4 separate regions of the Homo sapiens genome follow, and regions 2, 3 and 4 are each linked to region 1. Evidence: chromatin loops called from intact Hi-C (ENCODE). Cell type or tissue: CD4-positive, alpha-beta T cell. All regions are shown on one strand. Region 1 has its middle 21 kb from the start of ZNF678. Region 2 has its middle 82 kb from the start of ZNF678. Region 3 has its middle 48 kb from the start of ITPKB-IT1. Region 4 holds the start of LOC107985354 (a long non-coding RNA gene).

Region 1 (5,000 bases):
TGTAATCCCAGCTACTTGGGAGGCTGAGGCAGAAGAATTGCTTGAACCTGGGAGGCAGTGGTTGCAGTGAGCCAAGATTGGGCCAGTGCACTCCAGCCTGGGTGACAGAGCGAGACTGTCTCAAAAAAAAAAAAAAAAAAGAAAGAAAAAAGTATAATAACATTATAAATAAATTCCTACATTTTATTAATGTTTGTGAAGTATGATTTTTTTTTAAAAAAAATTGGCCTCTAAAACGGTTAACAATTTCAGTAAAGAAGAAAATAAAAATTCAATGTTTGATATACATATATAAAAATAAATTTCAGGAAAATGAAAGGTCCATGTGATGACAGAATCCAAATTATATAAAAGATAGAAATTTCAATATTTGTTTTTACACATTTTAAGGAAAAAACCCTGAAAGCAGGGTTTTTATTTTTATTTTTTTTATTTTTCTGCACTTTACCAGAAAATAATGTTAATAAGTCTTGAGTTTTCAAGTCCCTCTCACTGACTTGGCACTTAGAGAACAGCCAGCACAGGCTCAGGACACCCTGCTGGGCATTCTATCAAGGAGACCATCCTCATGGAAATGCAGCAGAAAGCTACATGCAGAAGATGGATGGATGCTCTCCTCCCAGAGACCAGCAGGTGCAAGTGTAGAGGGAGTGGGCCAGGGAGGAGCTGTGAACACCAAGCTGGGAGAGGTGCCTGGACCTCCATTGGACCCTCCTGCCTGCAGGGGCCTCACAGGGTTCCAGCAGAGGCGAATCCTAGGTTCCCTGTCCTATGGCTGGCCCCTGAGACTTGCTCCACCTGCCAGCTCTTTCCACAAAGACATCAGGATGGCAAACCCAATCCAGCCCCCTCACAGAGAAAGGGGATTAATGTCAGGGCCCATGCCCATCCTGGCCTGTTCAGTAACTAATTGAGTAGTGAATAGGTTAGGCCAGAACGTGCTGCTGTGGCCCCTGGGATCACATCCCTGAAGGGAACTTGCCTGGGGCTGTGACCTAAAGTGGGAGGCCCACTTGGGGTTCAGTGAGCTGGGACTTAGTTCCCAGCTCAGTTCCCTCTGCCACTCCTGGGGGACTTGGGCTTGTCTAGAGCAGGCATTGAGGATGGCATATAGCAGACATGCTGAGCTGTCAGGTGGGTGCCAAGGGGTGAGCATGAGGCATCCTGAGGGTTGCAACCATCAGAAGGCCCTGAGGTCAGCCCAGAACCAGCCCAGCCTCTGTACCTGGAGCTGCAGGTGCACAGGCTGTACCTGGAGCTGCAGGGTGGGCGCTGTGCAATGGGCTGGTCAGAGTGGAGTGAGAAGCCAGTCAGGGAGGGGCTTTCATTGCCCTTTATCCTGTGGTGCAAATCAAGTCCCCAAGGCCACAAACCAGGCGGGGCAGAAACAATGGGCTAAAGCATCGCCTTCTCTCCTCTTTGGCTCACATAGGCCCCTGACTTTCCTGGGCTTGCCTGAAAGTGAGAGAAAATCCCTCTTCTTGTGAGGATGAACACAGAAGTCACCAGTCAAGTTTGGTGAGGGGGGGCCCAGGCACCCCCAGAGTCTTTGCAGGGCAGCACCCACTACTTGCTAGCTGGACCAGGAGGCCAGGCTGGGACATTCTGGGAACTGAGGTCACCAGTCCCTACTATGCCTCGAATCTGTCCCCACCATGCAACCTCGGGCCAGCTCAGGCTCTGCCACCAGCTCCCCACATCGTCGTCCCTCAAGAGGCCTAGGGTGGGTTCCCCCTGCTTGGTGTCTCTGGCCCCTGCTCTCCATTCTGAGGCCTGACAAGCACCCAACCTCCAAAGCTGTGTTTTCCTGGGGGAGTGGGTGTTGGGACCACTGGCACAGAACTCGCAGCTTAGCTACATGTTTGTTCCAGACTTGGTTAATCAATGCAGCAGTAAACCCGCTGCTTCTGGGGTACAGTCTCCTACATTTCACGGGTCAGGTAGACAGACTGCGTCCCCTTCACCCCCCAGGTGTGCGAAAACACAGTTGACTCCACCTGCAATTCGGTCCTGCCCTCTTCCACCTGAAGAAGACCTGCTCACACCCCAGGGGTCAGCTCCGCGGCTTCTTCTTGGTGAAGCCTCCCTGACATCGCCTCTGGCACTGATACCACCCTCTGAGCCCCAGCACAGTCCCAGCAAAAGCCGCGCACTGTGCAACAGAGGCCTGCGCTCGACCTCGCGGTGCACTCAGCAGGGGCTGCCCTCGGTCCCACCGTCTCCCTTAACGCCCCTGCCTCCCAGTCCCACGGCCCCCAGGAGGAGCCAGTACCCTAGCCCAGGGAGCCGGGTTGGGCGCGGCCTGGGGACCGGGCGTGGGAAGCTGGCCCACAGGGTCGCCCCTAGCAAGGAACCACCAGAGCGCGCATGCGGGAGCCGAGGCCGCAGCACTGGGTGGGCAGCTAGCTCACCGAAGACCCACGCAGCGGGCCAGGCGCCAGCGGCCGCTAGGTCTGGGCGCGGGGCCGGGCCGGCGAGAGAAGGGTCCGGGGCACCCAGTGGGCTCGGATCTCGAGCGGTCCCCGTGACGGCCCCGCGACTGCGCGACTTCCCGCTCTAGAGAGTTTATGGACCCTGTCCCAGGAGGGCTCCGCAGCCGCCAGGGAGGTACCGGAGGGACCGCGGCGCTGGGAGAGGGTGGCGCCAGGCGGCCCTGGAGCCCTGGGCGACGCGGCCGGGCCGGCCAGAGGGCGGAGAAGTCCAAAGCAGCAGCCCGGACAGCCGCTTCCGCCCCTGCGCCGCCCTCCCGGCCCAGGTGACCGGTCGCCCTACCCGGGGAGCAGCGCCCTCCTCCTCCTGGGCCGGAGCCGGGCGTGGGGGTCGCAGGCTGGTGCCACAGCCTGAGGACACCGCGGCCTCTGCCCCGGGGAGCACGCCAAATGCCGGACGGAGCGGCTGTTGCAGACGGTGAGGCCGCAGCCCCGCTTGAGGGTAGGGTCGGGCGGGGTGTCGGGGTCCTGGCAGAGGCCGCGGCGAGGGCAGGAGCCGGTGCGCTGGCCGCTGCACATGCGCCGCCCGGCACCGGGACCCTGCGGGCGCGCCCCCTGGTGGCAGCCAGCGGGAGGTGGCGTCCCTGTCCCCAGCCAGGCGGCAGCGCGAAGCTGCCTCCCCGCGGGGGGAGCGGAAGTGGCCCAGCTGCTCGAGTGACTTACTAGTTAAAAAGCTGGGGTTGGAGCTGCCACGCGGGGAAGTGTGGAGGCCTGCGGGGCTCCGCCTAGACTTTCTGGGTGTCCTCCTGGGACCTCAGGTTCCTCACCTGTCGCAGAGGACTGATGGGCTGCTATGGCAGGGTTGTTTGGAGGATTAGGCCAAATAGTCCCAGTAAAGCCCCATTAGCCTCCCTGGCCTCTGGATTTTTTTTTTTTTTTCTGGCTTGGGTAACTGCGGAATGTGGCCAGGTGCTGAAGCGGGAAGGCTGGACTCTCCCTAGGCGTCGGGGTTCCTTCCTGGCGCCCCCTCTTCTTAGGCTCTTTTCAAGCACATACCCGGCAACGTGTGCTCTACCCAAGAGCGCTTCACAGATCTTCCTGTGGGCCTAAAACCAGAACGCTTTGTTCCCTGACCCCGGCTCTCATATCACCCCAAAGCCAAGTCTTTTGGCGGAGCTGGCTTCAGATTCGAGTCTCAGTTTAATGCTTGTTCTCTAAGGTCTGCCCAGGGCTCTTATGATGGGGCGTTGTTCCACTCCACCCGACCCTGTGCCTCCCAATGCGCTGGGGGCCTCAACTGCAGGGACTTGGAACTGGGAGCCCTCCCTGACAGGCTGGCCTGGCCATGGACTGGTGGATCTCAGTCCCAGGGCGAGATACCCCGGGCAGGGACTCTCATCCCGGCTTTTGTACACTCCAGCCATTTAACCTGGTGTGGTGGCCTCGCTGAGACCCCAGGTCTGTGGGGCAGGATTTCTTCCTTGTGTCATAGTGGAGGAAACTGAGGCAGAGGGCCGGTGAATGACAAAGTCAGGGAAATGCTCTGATTGTGAAATGCCCCCTAGGCCTCACAGGTCCCTTCAAGACACAGCATCCCTCGGGTTGCTGCATCAATGGGCTGTTGGCTTGGGCACCCCAAGCTCAGCGCCATGTGGGGATGAAGCTGGGGAATGTGGGGGCAGGGAAATTCGTCCCCCATATCGGCACAGCAGGAATTTCATTCTCTGATATGTGTGGACACCACTGCATGTGTGGGTGTGGGTGGGGCCCCCATTGTGTTGATTAAGAAAGAGCCCTTCCTGGGGCCTCTGGGGAAGTGAGGGGCACCATGTGTGCCTGGCAGCTGGTTGGGGTGTGGAGGGGCTCGTCTGGACTCTGTCCTGTTGTCACCTTTTCAGGGCCAGCTAGACCCTGAAGTCTTAGTGCCAGTCATGCCCAGTTGCATGCTGCCCTTTACTTGCCTTCCCCCCCCCCGCCCCTGCCTGACTCCCCCAGCTCAGCCCCTGCCAGGATTTCTCAGGCCTCTGTGGACCCTGGATGGGATCCCAGGAGATGGCAACTCCACTGCCTGCCTCTGCCTGAAGTCTGGGGTCCCTGTGCAGGGTGGGTGAACAGGTCAGGGGTCAACTTTTGGCTGAGTGCGGGGCCTTTCCCTGATCCCCACCCCACACTGCTGGAACCACTGTGCACGGCTGGTCCCGGGGCTGCACTGGGTCCCCCAGCCTACTGCTGGACCGGATAGAGGAGAATACTTGTGCACATGGCTTGACCTGTTGTTAATGCTCAGTCCAAATCAGAACTAACCAGCTGTTTCCCTGGGGTCAGGGCCCAGGCCTGAGGCTGCCATGACCAGCCCATTCTCTGCCTTCTTGGGGGCCATCGGCGGCCAGTGTTTGGTGGTCCCCAAAAGACATGATGGCTAGGACTGGAGAGCTGGGGGTTAGGTCAGGAGACCCCCTGACCATGGGGGTCCACAGGGGCTGTCCCTGAGCTGTGGGTCCCTATGGGATGCAGGTACATGTGGATGCTTTAGGAGGTGAGCATGGGTCCTTCTGGCTGGCAGGATCTTGG
Region 2 (5,000 bases), 61 kb before region 1:
GACCTCAGAAATAATGCCACACATCTACAATCATCTGATCTTTGACAAACCTGACAAAAACCAGCAATGGGGAAAAGATTCCCTATTTAATAAATGGTGTTGGGAAAACTGGCTAGCCATATGCAGAAAACTGAAACTGGATCCCTTTCTTACACCTTATACAAAACTTAACTCAAGGTGGATTAAAGACCTAAACATAAGACCTAAAACCATAAAAACCCTAGAAGAAAACCTGGGCAATACCATTCAGCATAGGCATGGGCAAAGACTTCATGATAAAACACCAAAAGCAATGGCAAAAAAAAGCCAAAATTGACAAATGGGATCTGATTAAACTAAAGAGCTTCTGCACAGCAAAAGAAACTATCATCAGAGAGAACAGGCAACCTACAGAATGGGAGAAAATTTTTGCAATCTATCCATCTGACAAAGGGCTAACATCCAGAATCTACAAAAACTTAAACAAATTTACAAGAAAAAATCCCCATCAAAAAGTGGGCAAAGGATATGGACACTTCTCAAAAGAAGACATTTATGCAGCCAACAGACACATGAAAAAAAATCTCATCATCACTGGCCATCAGAGAAATGCAAATCAAAACCACAATGAGATACCATCTTATAGCAGTTAGAATGGTGATCGTTAAAAGGTCAGGAAACAACAGATGCTGGAGAGGATGTGGAGAAATAGGAACACTTTTACACTGTTGGTGGGAGTGCAAATTAGTTCAACCATTGTGGAAGACCGTGTGGCAATTCCTCAAGGATCCAGAACCAGAAATACCATTTGAACCCAGAAATCCCATTACTGGGTATATACCCAAAGGATTATAAATCATTCTATAAAGATACATGCACACATGTTTGTTGCAGCACTGTTCACAATAGCAAAGACTTGGAACCAACCCAAATGCCCATCAATGATAGACTGGATAAAGATAATGTGGCACATATACACCATGGAATACTATGCAGCCATAAAAAGGGATGATTTCATATCCTTTGCAGGGACATGGATGAAGGTGGAAACCATCATTCTCAGCAAACTAACACAGGAACAGAAAACCAAACACCGCATGTTCTCACTCATAAGTGGGAGTTGAACAATGAGATCACATGGACACAGGGAGGGGAACATCACACATCAGGGCCTGTCATGGGGTGGGGGGCTAGGGGAGGGATAGCATTAGGATAAATACCTGATGTAGATGACAAGTTGACGGGTGCAGCAAACCACCATGGCACGTGTATACCTATGTAACAAACCTGCACGTTCTGCACATGTATCCCAGAACTTAAAGTATAATAATAAAAAGAAGCAACTAGGATGATACAGGTGAGCAGTGAAAAATGGCAGCACAGAATCAAAAATATGCAGCCTACCAGTGAAAGTAGACATAGCAGGAGTTGCACACAGATTGGAACAAGCCAATTCAAATGTATGTATCTGGCCTCACAAGTGGGGAAAATAAAAATGCCCTGTACAAGATTAGGGAAGGCTTGGGGAGTGGAGCATTGGGATGAAGAGCTCTGGTTTGCAGATGTGAAGGTTGGGCACCTTGGCATGAGGAGTCTCTGGAAAGTGATGGTGGCAGGGGCCAGGTGGGTTTGGTTAAGGAGAGATGGGAGGTGAGAAGCGGGCACCAGGGCATGATGCTGTGAGCAAATGAGGACATCTCTGGGGGAGTTTTGGAGAGTGGGATGAGAATAAAGGAAACACAGTCATATTGGGGAAGATTTCGGGCAGAGGGAAAGTCTTCAAAAAGAGGTGATTGCGGGAACAGTGTTCTGCGGAAGTGGGACAGGATCAACCACACTGATAAGAGAGTTGGCATAGTGGGAAAAAGGAACTCTCTCTCATTGACCCAGGAAGGCAAGTGGTATCAATGAGTGTCCACAGGTTACCAGCTTAGCAGTAAAGGCAACAGGCAGTTGAGGGCTTGCCAGTGCTGTTTCAATGCTCTCTAATATCTATAGAACATTAACCTGGGGCAGGAGGTTCATTCTTAGGATACTTGAGAGTGTGGAGTTTGGGTGCAAGGGAGAAGAATCTAAGAATACATTGTGTTCAAGAGCCATTTTGTTTTTGAAAACACTGTTGAGTTTGGGGAACACTGCCGGATCTGAGTTGCCAACCTAACTTTCAGATACTAAACAAACTCTTAAAATGAACTGTTTTGAAAACACAGTTGGGTTTGGAGAACGTTGTCAGATCTGAGCTGCCAATCTGATAACCTTCAGACAATAAGCTCTCATAAAATGAACTGTTTTCCTTTTGTCTTGATACATAGTTCAAATGATATATAGACCATATGCTTCTGCAGAGCACCCTTTGAGGTAACAACACCTCACGGCTTACCTCCATAACCTTTACTCAACTGTTCACTTTACCAAATTCTTTGCAGGTAGATGTTTGATAGATGTAAAATACTTCATGAGATTTTCTCACAAACTGCTTGGCAAGTTTAGGGAATCCCAAGGATCAGAGACTGACAGCTGTTACTGCCTTTAAGCCAACAGAATTGACAATGTTGCAGATGATGTAAGACAGAAAATAAGCTGGGTGCAGTGGCTCACGCCTGTAATCCCAGCACTTTGGGAGGCTGAGGTGGGTGGATCACGAGGTGAGGAGATCAAGGCCATCCTGGCCAACAAGATGAAACCATGTCTCTGCTAAAAATACAAAAATTAGCTGGGCATGGTGGCACATGCCTGTAATCCCAGCTACTCGGGAGGCTGAGGCAGGAGAACCTCTTGAACCTGGGAGGCAGAGGTTGCAGTGAGCTGAGATCGCACCACTGCACTCCAGCCTGGAGACAGAGCTAGACTCCTTCTAAAGACAAAACAAAACAAATCAGAAAATAAATTTTCATGAAGTGATTGTGGGGATAGGAAAACTAGGGGCTGTGAGAAGGGCCCTTCTCTACGCGGGTGTTCCTTATCAAGGCACTGAATATGGAAACATCTTATGGCCCCAAAGACCTGAACGTGTCATGCTGTTCTGCACAGCAGCCACTGGGAGGCTCTCTTGGCTAGCTGTTCAAGCTAGCGCCACAGAAGGATTAGTTATTGTGAAAAGGAGAAGATAGCAATGTACTCAGTATCCCCTGGGTTTTATACAATCAAGCATGACATACCTGTGAAATTCCTATCTACCTGCAAACTAGATATAGCAACACATTGCACAAGGTGGGCACTGAAGTATTCATTTAACAACTTTAATGCACACTGGGCCTATGCATGTGCTGCCTTTTATGGGTGTGAAGGTAATGACTCCTTCTGTCTTCATGATACCCTTGGCTGAGATGTCCAGTCATTCCTGTGATCAAAATTGGACTGGAAATTTCTAAGGACAGAGTAGATGGCAGAGACATCTGACTTACAACTGTGATTTGATCTCTTGCTTTGGCTGACTAAGCAAAATCTGAAGAATATAAAAATAAAAGGCATTTATTTTCTGGCCAAAAACAGAAGTAATCTATCATTCATGCATTCTTATCACAGCAGCTAAATTGAACTAAAATAAAACATCAGTGCTCTCTTTGCAAATTTACCTGGAAAGGATCTTGACTTATGCTGAAATTGACATTTGTCCATCTAACTGGAAAAGGATTTCCTTGGGAGTCATTCTTTTTGCCTCCAAGATTATGCATGATCAAGCTGTACAAAGTGGAAAACTGTCAGATCTTCAAGGATATCCCAGTAAAAGACATGTGAGTTTATAAGGTTTTGTTAAACTTTCTAACCGTTTTCAAATACCTCATTTTTTCCCATAAAGTTAACACTTTAAAAATATTTTGAAAGGTAACATTGTACAGATAATGAAGATAGGTATAAAACTACCTAGTTTTTCTATCCAGATTCAGTATAACAATTCATATTTTTTCATTATTAATGAATAAGTCTTGATGTGTTACTGTTGCAGTAATCTGCTTGAGAAATTGAAAAGTATTTTCCAGTATTTATTTTTGGCAAGCATCTTACAAGTGTATTACCAGAACAACACAGTACAATAAAGATTTTTATGGCTTTCTACAAGCTGTCAGTTTTAGTCATTTTTTAAGGAGTACATGTCTGGCCTTTGAAATAATTGGCTACTGGAGAAGTTATAACTTCAATGAGTTATACCAAACTTACAGAGTGAAAAAGGATATAAGAGAGTACCATAAGCAACTGTACACCAAAAAAATTGAATAACCTAAATAAAATGAACAAATTTTTAGAAACAAAAAACCTACTAAGACAGAATCAGGAATAGAATAGCTTAATAAACCTATTCATCAAGGAGATTCAGTATGAACATTGCATCAGTAACCAAAAACCCAGCAACAAAGAAAAGCCCTAGACCAGATGGCTTCACTGTTGAATTCTACCCAACATTTAAAGCAGAATTAATACCAGTTTTTCTCAAACTCTTTCAAAAATTTGAAGAGGAGGTAACATTTTCTAACTCATTCTATGAGGCCAGTATTACCCAGACACCAAACACGAGAAAACTACAGACAAACATCACTTACAAATGCTGATGCGAAAATCCTCAACAAAATACTAGCAATTTAAATTTAGCAGTACATTAAAAGGATTATACAACATGAATGAGTATAATTGACTCCTGAAGTAAAAGTATGCTCCAACACATAAAAATCAATGTAATATCACATTAACGTAAAGAAGAAAAGAAAAAAACGTAAAGAAAAATGTGATTATTTTAACCAAAGCAGAAAAAAGTATTTATCAAAATTTAACCCACTTTCATAAAAAATACTCAAGAAACTATAAACAGAAAGGAAAGACCTTAACATGTTATACATTAAAAAAAAAAAACACACGGTTAACATAATGGTGAAAGCTTTTATCCTAAGAGCAAAAACAAGGATGCCTGCTTTTACCACTTCTATTTAACATAGTATGGAAGATTCTAGTTAGAGCAATAAGGCAAGAAAAAGAATAAAAAATTCCAACTAAAAAGAAAAGGTAAAAGTATCTGTTTGCAGATGATA
Region 3 (5,000 bases), 910 kb before region 1:
CCCCGGGCTGCAGCTGGGGATGCCAGGATGATGACAATTCACAGTGTGGAATAAGTGCCAAAAAAGAAGGGCTCGGGGACACGGAAGGGGAGCCCATCTCTGTCAGGAGGATTCCGGATGATTTAGTCACAAAACAGTGACTAGAACAAAATCCTTACGCATGTACATACTTCTGATTATGAAAGCCAATTATGCTTGTTGGGAAATTTTTAAGTAAGCAAAAAACTGTAAGGTAGAAAAGAAAAACCTTTGGGAGGCCAAGGCGGGTGGATCACAGGAGGTCAGGAGTTCAAGACCAGCCTGACTAACATGATGAAACCCCATCTCTAATAAAAATACAAAAAATTAGCCAGGTGTGGTGGTGGATGCCTATAATCCTAGCTACTTGGGAGGCTGAGGCAGGAGAATCGCTTGGACCTGGGAGGCGGAGGTTGCAGTTAGCCAAAATCGCGCCACTGTTCTCCAGCCTGGGCAATAAGAACAAAACTCTCAAAAAAAAAAAAAAAAAAAGAGAAACCACTCATTATCCCATCACTCAAACCAATCTCTGTTAATAATCTGATGTTTTTCTTTTAATTCTGAAACTTCAGGACTCACTGGCACATCCACTTCTCAATTCTGCATTTCTCACTGAGTGCGGCAGTGTGTGTCTGCCTGCCTGCTGCGCCCCAGCAATCCTCTGATGCTATCCCCATGACTCCTGCCCAGGTCTGGTTCCTGAACTCCAGGCCCACGTGTCCAGTTGGCCTCAGATGTGGATGTCCCACAGCCACCTGTAACTAGATGTGTCTCAACTAAACTCATTCCCTGCTCCCCTGCCCTCCAGTCCTGCCTGTCCTCCCATGCTCCCAGCTCAGGGTGGGCCATCCCCATGCTTCTGGCCTACCAGCCAGTCATTCTCGGGACACCCAGGCCCACGATGTTACAGCCACAGTGGAAGGGCATCCATGCAACCTCATCGTCATCTCTCCTGCTCATGGCCTTGACCTCACTTCAGGACCCCATCATCTCTCCTCTGCTTCACCTGACCTCCTCCTAATGAATCTCCTCGCATTGTCTTCCCTTCTTTAAGCCACAGGCAGCCAGAGTGACCCCATCACATGCAAATGTGATCTCATCATGCCCCACCTTGACAGCCTCCAAGGACACCTGCTTGTCACTGCAGGAAAGTCCATGCGCCTCACCCTGGCTCCCCAGGTCGTGATCCAGCCCTGACCCCTTCACCAGCTCCACAAGGGTCCTCTGCTCCCACTGCCTGGAGTGACTCCAGATGAAGCATGCTCTGGAGGTGCCTCTGTGACCTTCATGTTCTGCTCCATCCTCCAATCTCCTGGTGCCACGTCCTCTGCAAAGCCTCCCTTCAGTGACCTTCTTGTCCCTCTCCTGGGTCAGGCCTCCTCTGTACTCCGTGGAGCCCCATGTTTGCCCCACCACGGCCCTCTTCACACTGCATGCCATGTGCCTGCGAACCCGACCACTGCCACGCCATGCCCTATATCTGGGTTCTAATCCTGGCTCTGGCATTCACTAGCTGTGCAAACTTGGTCAAATTATTCAATCTCTCTGAGCATGTTTCCTAATTTATACATGTATTTATGATAACACTAATAGCACCCCCCTCAACTGGGGGTGCTAGTAGTGTACAGATGAAATAAAGTAACCGGTGTACAGTGTGCACCACCCTGCCCAGCACACAGGAAGCCCTCCCTAACCTTTGGTTTTGGCGATTCCTTCATCATTGCCATGGTCACTGCCTTTCTGCCAGGGCAAAGATGTAGCCAGGCTGGGAGAAGCCATGAAAGAAAGGGAGCTTTCTCTTCTCCAGGGCATTCCTGGGGGTACAGGATTGGACGTCGCTGAGCTCCTGACCCGTCTTCCTTTTCTTCGGGCACCTTGTAATGCACCCGACCGTCCAGAAGGGGGCAGCCTCTGCAGGCGGCGCCAGGCTATTTCAGACGCCTCTGTAGGCGGCCCTCTTGATCTCACTCCAGCACGTGTTCTCAGAAAGCATGACTAAAATTGGGCATTTTTTTTTCCATTGAAATAAAAACAGGGCTGCTGTCGACAGCAAACTGGCTCTGTAAGATACTGTTTGTCCATAATTTGCAGAAGCTATTTTTAAAATAACCCAAACACATGTTGCCACATTGAAAGCCACAGAAATTAGCATTGCACTTTTTCCCCCCAAAACTGCTTTACTCATTCACAAGTTTGAAAAGGTACAGGTTGGAAGTTAGAAACCGTCCAGGATGTTAGTTAGCAACAGATGCACCGTTATCGACCCCAAATTCAAATGTTGAAGCCCTAACCCTTCATGTGTATTTGGAGATAGGGCGTGTGAGGAGATGGTAAGGGTTGAATGGGTCATAAAGGTGAGGCCCTAACCCAATAGGGCTAGTTGCCTTATAAGCAGAGGAGTGTGCTCTCTGCAGTGTGAGGACGTAGTGAGAAGGTGGCTGTCTGCAAGCCAGGAAGAGAGCCCTCCTTAGAAACTGAACTAGCCTGGCCTTGATCTTGGACTTTCCACCCTCCAGACCTGTGAGAAAATACATTTCAGTTAAGCCATGCAGTGTGTGCTGTGTTTTTATGGCAGTCCAAACAGACTGAGACAGGTGTCTGATGGCACTTTGACCCTCTCTTGTATTATTGTTGTCATTATTACATCAACTCGTTATTTTCTTGTTTAAAAAAAACCCTGCAAGCCCTCATGTCTTGCTAAAGCATGAAATCCATCTTCTCACTCCTGGTTTGCCATTCCCTTTCTCACTTGCTTGTTGAATTTGTCATCTCAGGCCCATGCATGGCACTTGAAATGCCAGGAGCGGGCCACAGCTGTTGCAGTAAAACAGCAAGAAAAATGACTTGTCCACTGTTTCGAGGTGTTTGTGGGAACTAGGATAATATTCCGTGTTTCTGTGGGAGGGCATGGGAGCCAGCCTGTGAGCTAAAGAGTAAACTTGGTTCTGCACAGTCAGTCTGCTGTGAGGAGAGAGGACTGGGGTGTGGGGGGTGCCTAGGTTGTGCTCCCCTGAAGGGTTTCAGAGAGCCCAGAACAAAAACAGTGCCTCCTTAGAGAGACCCAGGGTCCCCACCTGCATTAGTCCATTTTCACACTGCTATAAAGAACTACCTAAGACTGGGTAATTTATGAAGAAAAAAAAGGTTTCATTGACTCACAGTTCTGCATGGTTGGGGAAGTCTCAGGAAACTTACAATCATGGCAGAAGGCAAAGAGGAAGCAAGGCACGTCTTACGTGGTGGCAGGAGAGAGTGAGCGAGGCGGGGAAATGCCAAACACTTTTAAAACATCAGATCTTGTGGGAACTCACTTATATCATGAGAACAGCAGGGGGGAAACCACCTCTATGATCCAATCACCTCCCACCAGGTCCCTCCCTCGACATGTGGTGATTACAATTCAAGATGAGATTTGAGTGGGGGGACACAGAGCCAAACCATATCCCCACCCCACCCCAACTCCCCCAGTCCTGCTGGAGAGCAAGTCCTGCCAGTTGATCTTGGGGGCTAGAGCCAAGGGTTGCTGCAACTCAGCTGTCCATACTCCACAGGGCCTGGCCAGGTCCCCAAACCAGGACTCAGCTTGACAACGGCTGTCTCAGTAGTCCCAGAATAGTGCTGGTGCCGGGGCAAACCCCGCTGCTGTGGAGACCTCCTGGACTGCTCAGGAATAGGGCGCAGAGTCAGGGAAAGGTTTTGAACCTTGTTTCAAAGCCTGCATCTGTTGCCTACCAGCTGTGTGATCTTAGATGAGTTACTCACCCTCTCTGTGCCTCTGCTTTCTTACCTACAAAGTGGGGTCGACGAAGCTGATCATAGACTTTTTTATAAAGATTAAGCTACTTAGCTTTAATCACCTGGTATGGTGCCTGGCACAAAGCAATCTTTAATTGCTACTGGTTGCCATTATTCTCAGGCAGGAGTTGGCAAACTTTCTCTGTATAGGGCCAGATGGTAAATATTTTAGGCTTTGCAGCCGCGCGGTCTCCGTGACAACTACACAATTCAACTCTGCTATTATAGTACTAAAGCAGTTACAGACCAAACATAAATTAATGGCATGGCTGTTTCCAATAGACTATTTAGGAAATCAGGTGGGCCATATTTCTAAGGTGACGCCTGTTCAGAAGCTGGGCGGTTAAGGGAGTGGAAAAGAGGGGGCCAGGGGCCAGGCAGGTCTCTGACGCACAGAAATGTCACACACTAGAGGCAGCAGGCGAAGGGGCCACTCGTCCATGATGTCTTACTGGGCAGGGTTATTACAAGCCTGGGCCCATACACCATCTGGGCATTTACCAATGGACTTTGGAGGCTGGGGGGTGTCCGTGGGTCCCTAAATTTGTACATAGAATCATTTGTGTACATGCATATGAGTTGTTCTGGAGAGATTTACAGCTTCCTCTAAATTATCTAAGGTATATGTGACCCAAAAGGTGAAGAACTACCATGTTAACACAAGCGACCATCTGGACGTCAGTGAAGACCTCCCAGAGATTGTGGTGCCCTAGCAGAGGTGGGGAGGAGAGGTCGCAGGGCTGACCCGGCCCACAGCTGCTTAGAAGCAGGCCTCTCCCAGTGCCTCTCGCAGGGTCTTTCCCTCATCGCCAATTCTCAGACTGGTTCGAGGAGTATTGTTCTGGTGTGCCCTGGTATGGAGACGGTCTCCTCTCACCAACACTGCTGAGCACTCCACAGTCAACCTACCGTGGCACCCTGCGGAGCTCCTTTATTCTCAGCTTCTCTCCCCTACCCAGACCAGAATTGGGGGGCAGTCCCATGTGACCCCAGCCTCCTGCCCAATCGAATAAAAGGGTGAAGCCCTCAGTCGAGGACATACAAGGGGCAGAGAGGACCGGCAGGGGCTGGGGGCTGGATGGACGCTGCCTTGCTGGCGTTTGCTGGAAAAAGGTCCCATCCAAACTTAGTTTACACAATGTGCCAGACTGCAGCCACCCAGCCATGGCCAGTACGGTGCCTGTGGT
Region 4 (5,000 bases), 630 kb before region 1:
TGTGAAACAGATCTCCAGAACTTTTTCATCTTGTAATATGAAATCCTACACCCATTGAACAACTTCCCATTCTCCCCTGCAACCCCCACAAGCCCCTGGCAACCACAATTCTATTTTCTCTTTCTATTAGTTTGACTACTCTAGATACCTCATGTAAGTGGAATCATACAGTATTTGTCTTTTTGTGACTGGCCCTATTTCACTTAGCATAATGCATAATGTCCTCAAGCTTCACGCATGTTGTAGCATGTGACAGGACTTCCTTCGTTTTTAAGGCGGAACAATATTCCATTGTATGTTTATACCATATTTTGTTCATCTAATCCTCCATCAGTGGACATTTGGGTTGCTTGTACCTCTTGGCTATTGTGGATAATGCTGTTCTAAACATGGGTGAGCTAATATCTTTGAGATCCTGCTTTCAATTTAGATGTATGAGATTTCTGGGTCATAAGATTTAATTTTTTGAGAAACCACCATGCTGTTTCTTTACAGTGGCTACGTCATCTTACCTTCCCCCCAACAGTGTACAAGGATTCCAATTTCCCCACATCCTTGCCAACATTTGTTATTTTCTGGTTTTTTTTGATAGTGGCAATCCTAATAGGTGTGAGGTGGTATCTCATTGTGGTTTCATGAGGTTTAAGTTGAGCATCTTTTCATATGCTTTTAGACCATTCGTATATATCTTCTTTGGAGAAATGTGTGGTGCAATCTTGGTTCACTGCAACTTCCACCTCCTGAGTTCCAGCAATTCTCCAGTCTCAGCCTCTCGAGTAGCTGGGATTACAGGCATGTGCCACCATGCCTGGCCATCTTCGCTCTTGAGCACCTGTGTCATGGTAGGTCAAGGACCCCTGACAGTCAGGGTCCCAGGCAGGAGGGGGCACATCCCTTCTATTATCTTGGATTCTACCACCCCCTTAGAGGGAGACTACAGACCCCCGGACTCTTCCCAGAGACCCATTGCCAGCACTTCATTCTGTTGATCTCCTCTTGCACTTCTGCCTCCCCCAGCCTGGAAAGAGTTTTAAACATCTTGTCCCTGGCAAGGAAACCCTGGCTCAGCCAGTATTCTTACCTAATTTTTCTGCCTCGTGTCCAAAGTGCAGCTGTATTAAATGTATTAAATAAAAGGAAAAACTTGGGCCAGAAGCGGTGGCTCATGGCCAGCACTTTAGGAGGCCAAGGTAGGTGGATCATCTGAGGTCAGGAGTTCGAGACCAGCCTGGCCAACATGGTGAAATGCCGTCTGTACTAAAAATACAAAAATTAGCCAGGTGTGGTGGTGTGCACCTGTAATCCCAGCTACTCAGGAGGCTGAGGCTGGAGAATTGCTTGAACCCGGGAGGCAGAGGTTGCAGTGAGCTGAGATCATGCCACTGCACTCCAGCCTGGGTAACAGATGGAGACTCCGTCTCAAAAAAAGAAAAAAAAAGAAAAAGTTGGAGGGCTTTACCATTTCTGCTGGGAAGTCTGGAGCAAAGGCCACTGGCAGTGCCACTCAGCTTGAACATAGTGAGGGTGGGTGGGAGGGCAGGAATACAGTGTTCCTTCACCAGGTTGCAGGTGGGCATCGACCTCTTGGTGGTCTGGCGCAGCCTCCCTGCCTGGGGCCGTCTGCCTTGGGCTCGTCACTGCCCAAGGATCAGATGAGCTGCTGGAGGAGGACCCTGAGCCAGAGTTAGTTCTTAGCTTAAACTCTACAGCCGTGCTTCTCAAAGTGTGGTCCTGGGGGCCCATGAAGTCAAAACTATTTTGTAATAAAACTACATTACCTTACCATTCTCCTTCTATTACAAGTGTACACAGGAGTTGTCCAGAAGCTGCATGATACGATATGTGATATCACAAGGGATTGACTCCAAAAGCAGGTCGGAGAATCCAGCTGTCTTCTTCTTCTTCTTCTTTTTTTTTTTTTTGTGGAGACAGAGTTTTGCTCTATTGCCCAGGCTGGAGTGCAGTGGTGCGATCTCAGCTCACTGCAACTTCTGCCTCCTGGGTTCAAGCAATTCTCCTGCCTCAGCCACCAGAGTAGCTGGAATTACAGGCACGCGCCACCACACCTGGCTAATTGTGTAGTTTTAGTAGAGATGGGGTTTCACCATGTTGGTCAGGCTGGTCTTGAACTCCTGACTTCAGGTGATCTGCCAGCCTTGGCCTCCCAAAGTGGTGGGATTACCGATGTGAGCCACCGTGCCCGACCTCACCTCCTGGGTTTTCAGCAATTCTCTCTGCCTCAGCCTCCCAAGTAGCTAGGATTACAGGTGCCCGCCACCATGCCTGGCTAATTTTTGTGTTTTTAATAGAGACGGGGTTTTGCCATGTTGGCCAGGCTGGTCTTGAACTTCTGACCTCAGGTGATCCACCCACCTGGGCCTCCCAAAGTGCTGGGATTACAGGCGTGAGCCACTGTGCCTGGCCGAATCCAGCTCTCTTCTATTAAGATATTCTTTTTATTCTAGTAAAGAGAATTGCAAAAATGTAAACAAATGCCAGTCTTCATGAAAGGTTTTTGGTTTGTAAAAATATAGCTATTTTCAAAAAACTTATTTATGTTAAAATGAAATGTTTATTTTTGTTATTTTTTAAAAAGTTGATACATAAATAAAATTCTCAGTTGTAATTTCTCAACAGGATAGAGCTAACCCACATAACAAAAGGTCTTTGCAGTCCTCAGTAAGTTTTACAAGTTTAAAGGGGTCCTGAGACCAAAACGTTTGAGGACCACTGTCCCTCCGGAAGGCTGCGGCTTTCTTCTGGTGGCTTTACACTTCTGCTGTCCTTCAGCCACGTCCCTTTCGCGTCTCCAGGGACTCCTCCATTTGCCTTGAATTTCTCCTGTTAGCTCCACTCCAGGGTGGCCACATGAGGGCAGCCGATTCCGCCCTGAGCCCTTGCGGGGGCCTCAAGCACAGGTGTTCACCAGGTCAGCCTTCAGCATCCAGTTCCTACCGAGTCCCTGGCTGGTGGTACTGGAGAAGCAAAGACGATAAACCAGGTCCTTGTTCTGTGGGAGGCTCAGGCCTCCTGTTCTCTCCCTCCCAGGGGCCAGGAGAGAGGCCCCAGCCAGAGCCTGAGCACATCATAGGGTTGACATGTTTGGTGAATGAACATTATCTCTGTGTTGTGCAGAGCTGAGCATAGAACTCCATCTTCTAGATCCTGAACTTTAACCTGGAAGGGTTAGGCCTTCTTGCCATTGCCTGCAGGGAGAGGTGAGCACCCTAGAACACTTACTGTTCGGGAGCACGTGGTTCTCATGCAGTAAAGTGAGAAGGGGAGAGGAGGCACCTTTTCTCTAGTCTTGGATTAAGGTGGAAGTAAAGGGCATATGTGAAGTTTTTCCCAAAACTAAGGCCTCATTTATTTTTTATTTTTTATCAGAACAAGTCATGGACATCTCTAGCAATGAAAGCAAAGCCCTGCAGTCATTTAACATAGACATACTCTCTACATCCTGTTAGCCAGCGGCTCCTACGACTTCTCCCAACAATCTTAAAGCAACCTGGCATGAAGGAGCTGGCTCAAATGCTGGTCAGTGGAAAGGGCATAAGCTCTGAAGTCACAACACAAGGGTTCAAATCCGACCCTCCCGGCTCCTGGTCTGTGCTCTCTCCCCCTTACTGTAATGCCAACTTCACTTTGGTTTTTACCCCTGCAAATATTCATCATTGTGTTGAGTCAACACAATGATACATAAAAAATCAGCAGTCTCTGATAAAGTGTGGCCTACTGGTTAAGAGGAGCAGGGCTTTGAAAGGATAGCCAAGGTAACACTCCTGGTTCCACCATGTGTTAGCTGTGTAACCTCGGGCAAGCTGCTTAACCTCTCTGAGTCTCAATTTTCTCAACTGTAGAAAGCAGACATAATATTACAGGGTTGCTGAGAGAATAATATGACATTAGGTTTCTAAAGTGCTTAATTCAGTACCTGGCTCATAGTAAGTGCTCAATAAACACCAGTTATAAACATCACTGCATTTGAAATTCACAGCTTTTTCAAAGTTAGAGTCAGAAAGAATTTCAGAAGTCCTGTAATTCAATGTTTTCCAAAGTGTGTTCAAAACACTCACTTCCCTCAAGATGCTCCATGAAAAAGGGTTCTGTGGCCAAATATGATGGGTTGTATATTAAAGCCTCAGAGAAGCCACAGAGTAAAGAAACCTGTTGAACTTTGATTACTCCAACCTTTATCAAATGGATTTGACTGTAGAACCCTCTTCACACATCACTTTTTAACTTCCAGGTTGCTGGTAGACAGAGCTCAGTCATTAACCATCATTAAGAATCATAACAAATACTGGATAACATTTATGGAGGGTTTGCTCTATGCCAGGCACTGTGATATGCACAAGGCATGTATTATCTCACTTTATTCATAACAACACTAAGAAGTAGTGCTATCATCTTTTACGGATGAAAAAATAGGCTTAGAAGACTAAGTAACTTGGCCAAGGTCACATACCAAGAAATCGTCAGCATGCAAACTCAGGTTGGCCTGGCTCTGGAATTCAGCCTTGCCACCTCCCTGTATGGTTTCCGCAGCCCACTGCATTACCCCTGACTGTTGGACAGTCCTTCCTTGTATTGAGCTGAAATCCAATTCCAGTTCCAATCACACTGTTTCTCCAGGGTGCACATAAATATATGGTGAAATGTATTATTTAGTTTCAATTCTAAATATCCTTTATTTGTCATTGTTTCTCGAATTGTATTTATTCTGTTCCCTTTTCTCTTGACTTGCTCAAGTACTTCAGCATTTCATTTGGACTAAAAAACTCAACACAATTCTGTCTGCTTTCTTATAGTATGATATTTTCATTTTTAGGAAGTGACACATTATCAAAACCCATAAGAACTAAATTTTTTTAAGAGGGGGAAAAAGACAAGGTCAGGAGGCTGAGGTGGGAGGATCGCTTGAGCCCAGGAGTTCGAGACCAGCCTGGGCAACAGAGTGAGACCCTGTCTCTACAAACACCACCACCACCAACAAAAAA

What was found. Hi-C counts contacts between places; a loop is a spot of excess contacts. Peaks named below come from ENCODE experiments on the same cell type or tissue, not always from the same donor. Only the 100,000 strongest peaks of a DNase experiment are listed, where the experiment ranks them.
Region 2: it touches region 1 in a loop (9-fold over the local background); 42 of 110 quality-filtered maps call a loop at or near these places.
Region 3: a loop joins it to region 1, with 10 times the contacts of the local background. A loop is called at or near these places in 5 of 110 quality-filtered maps.
Region 4: it touches region 1 in a loop (4-fold over the local background); 3 of 110 quality-filtered maps call a loop at or near these places.

What each region holds. Positions count from the first base shown.
Region 1 is chr1:227,539,669-227,544,668 of GRCh38, forward strand. No RefSeq gene overlaps it. Among named protein-coding and RNA genes, the nearest start is that of ZNF678, 21 kb to the right of the region's middle. RefSeq lists a silencer at 2,593-3,192. In CD4-positive, alpha-beta T cell, CTCF peaks have their summits at 3,050 (motif pointing left) and 3,255; a DNase peak (open chromatin) is centred at 3,103; H3K4me3 peaks cover 854 bases; H3K27ac peaks cover 260 bases.
Region 2 is chr1:227,478,704-227,483,703 of GRCh38, forward strand. No RefSeq gene overlaps it. Among named protein-coding and RNA genes, the nearest start is that of ZNF678, 82 kb to the right of the region's middle. In CD4-positive, alpha-beta T cell, a CTCF peak has its summit at 3,070; a DNase peak (open chromatin) is centred at 3,018; H3K27me3 peaks cover 508 bases.
Region 3 is chr1:226,624,725-226,629,724 of GRCh38, forward strand. No RefSeq gene overlaps it. Among named protein-coding and RNA genes, the nearest start is that of ITPKB-IT1, 48 kb to the right of the region's middle. RefSeq lists an enhancer at 3,216-3,315. In CD4-positive, alpha-beta T cell, CTCF peaks have their summits at 1,924 (motif pointing right) and 2,125; DNase peaks (open chromatin) are centred at 1,947 and 3,287; H3K4me3 peaks cover 389 bases.
Region 4 is chr1:226,909,916-226,914,915 of GRCh38, forward strand. It overlaps LOC107985354 (a long non-coding RNA gene), which reads left to right and starts at 747. Exons shown (of 3, transcript XR_001738506.2): 1 at 747-842; 2 at 3,388-5,000. In CD4-positive, alpha-beta T cell, a CTCF peak has its summit at 2,897 (motif pointing right); a DNase peak (open chromatin) is centred at 2,876.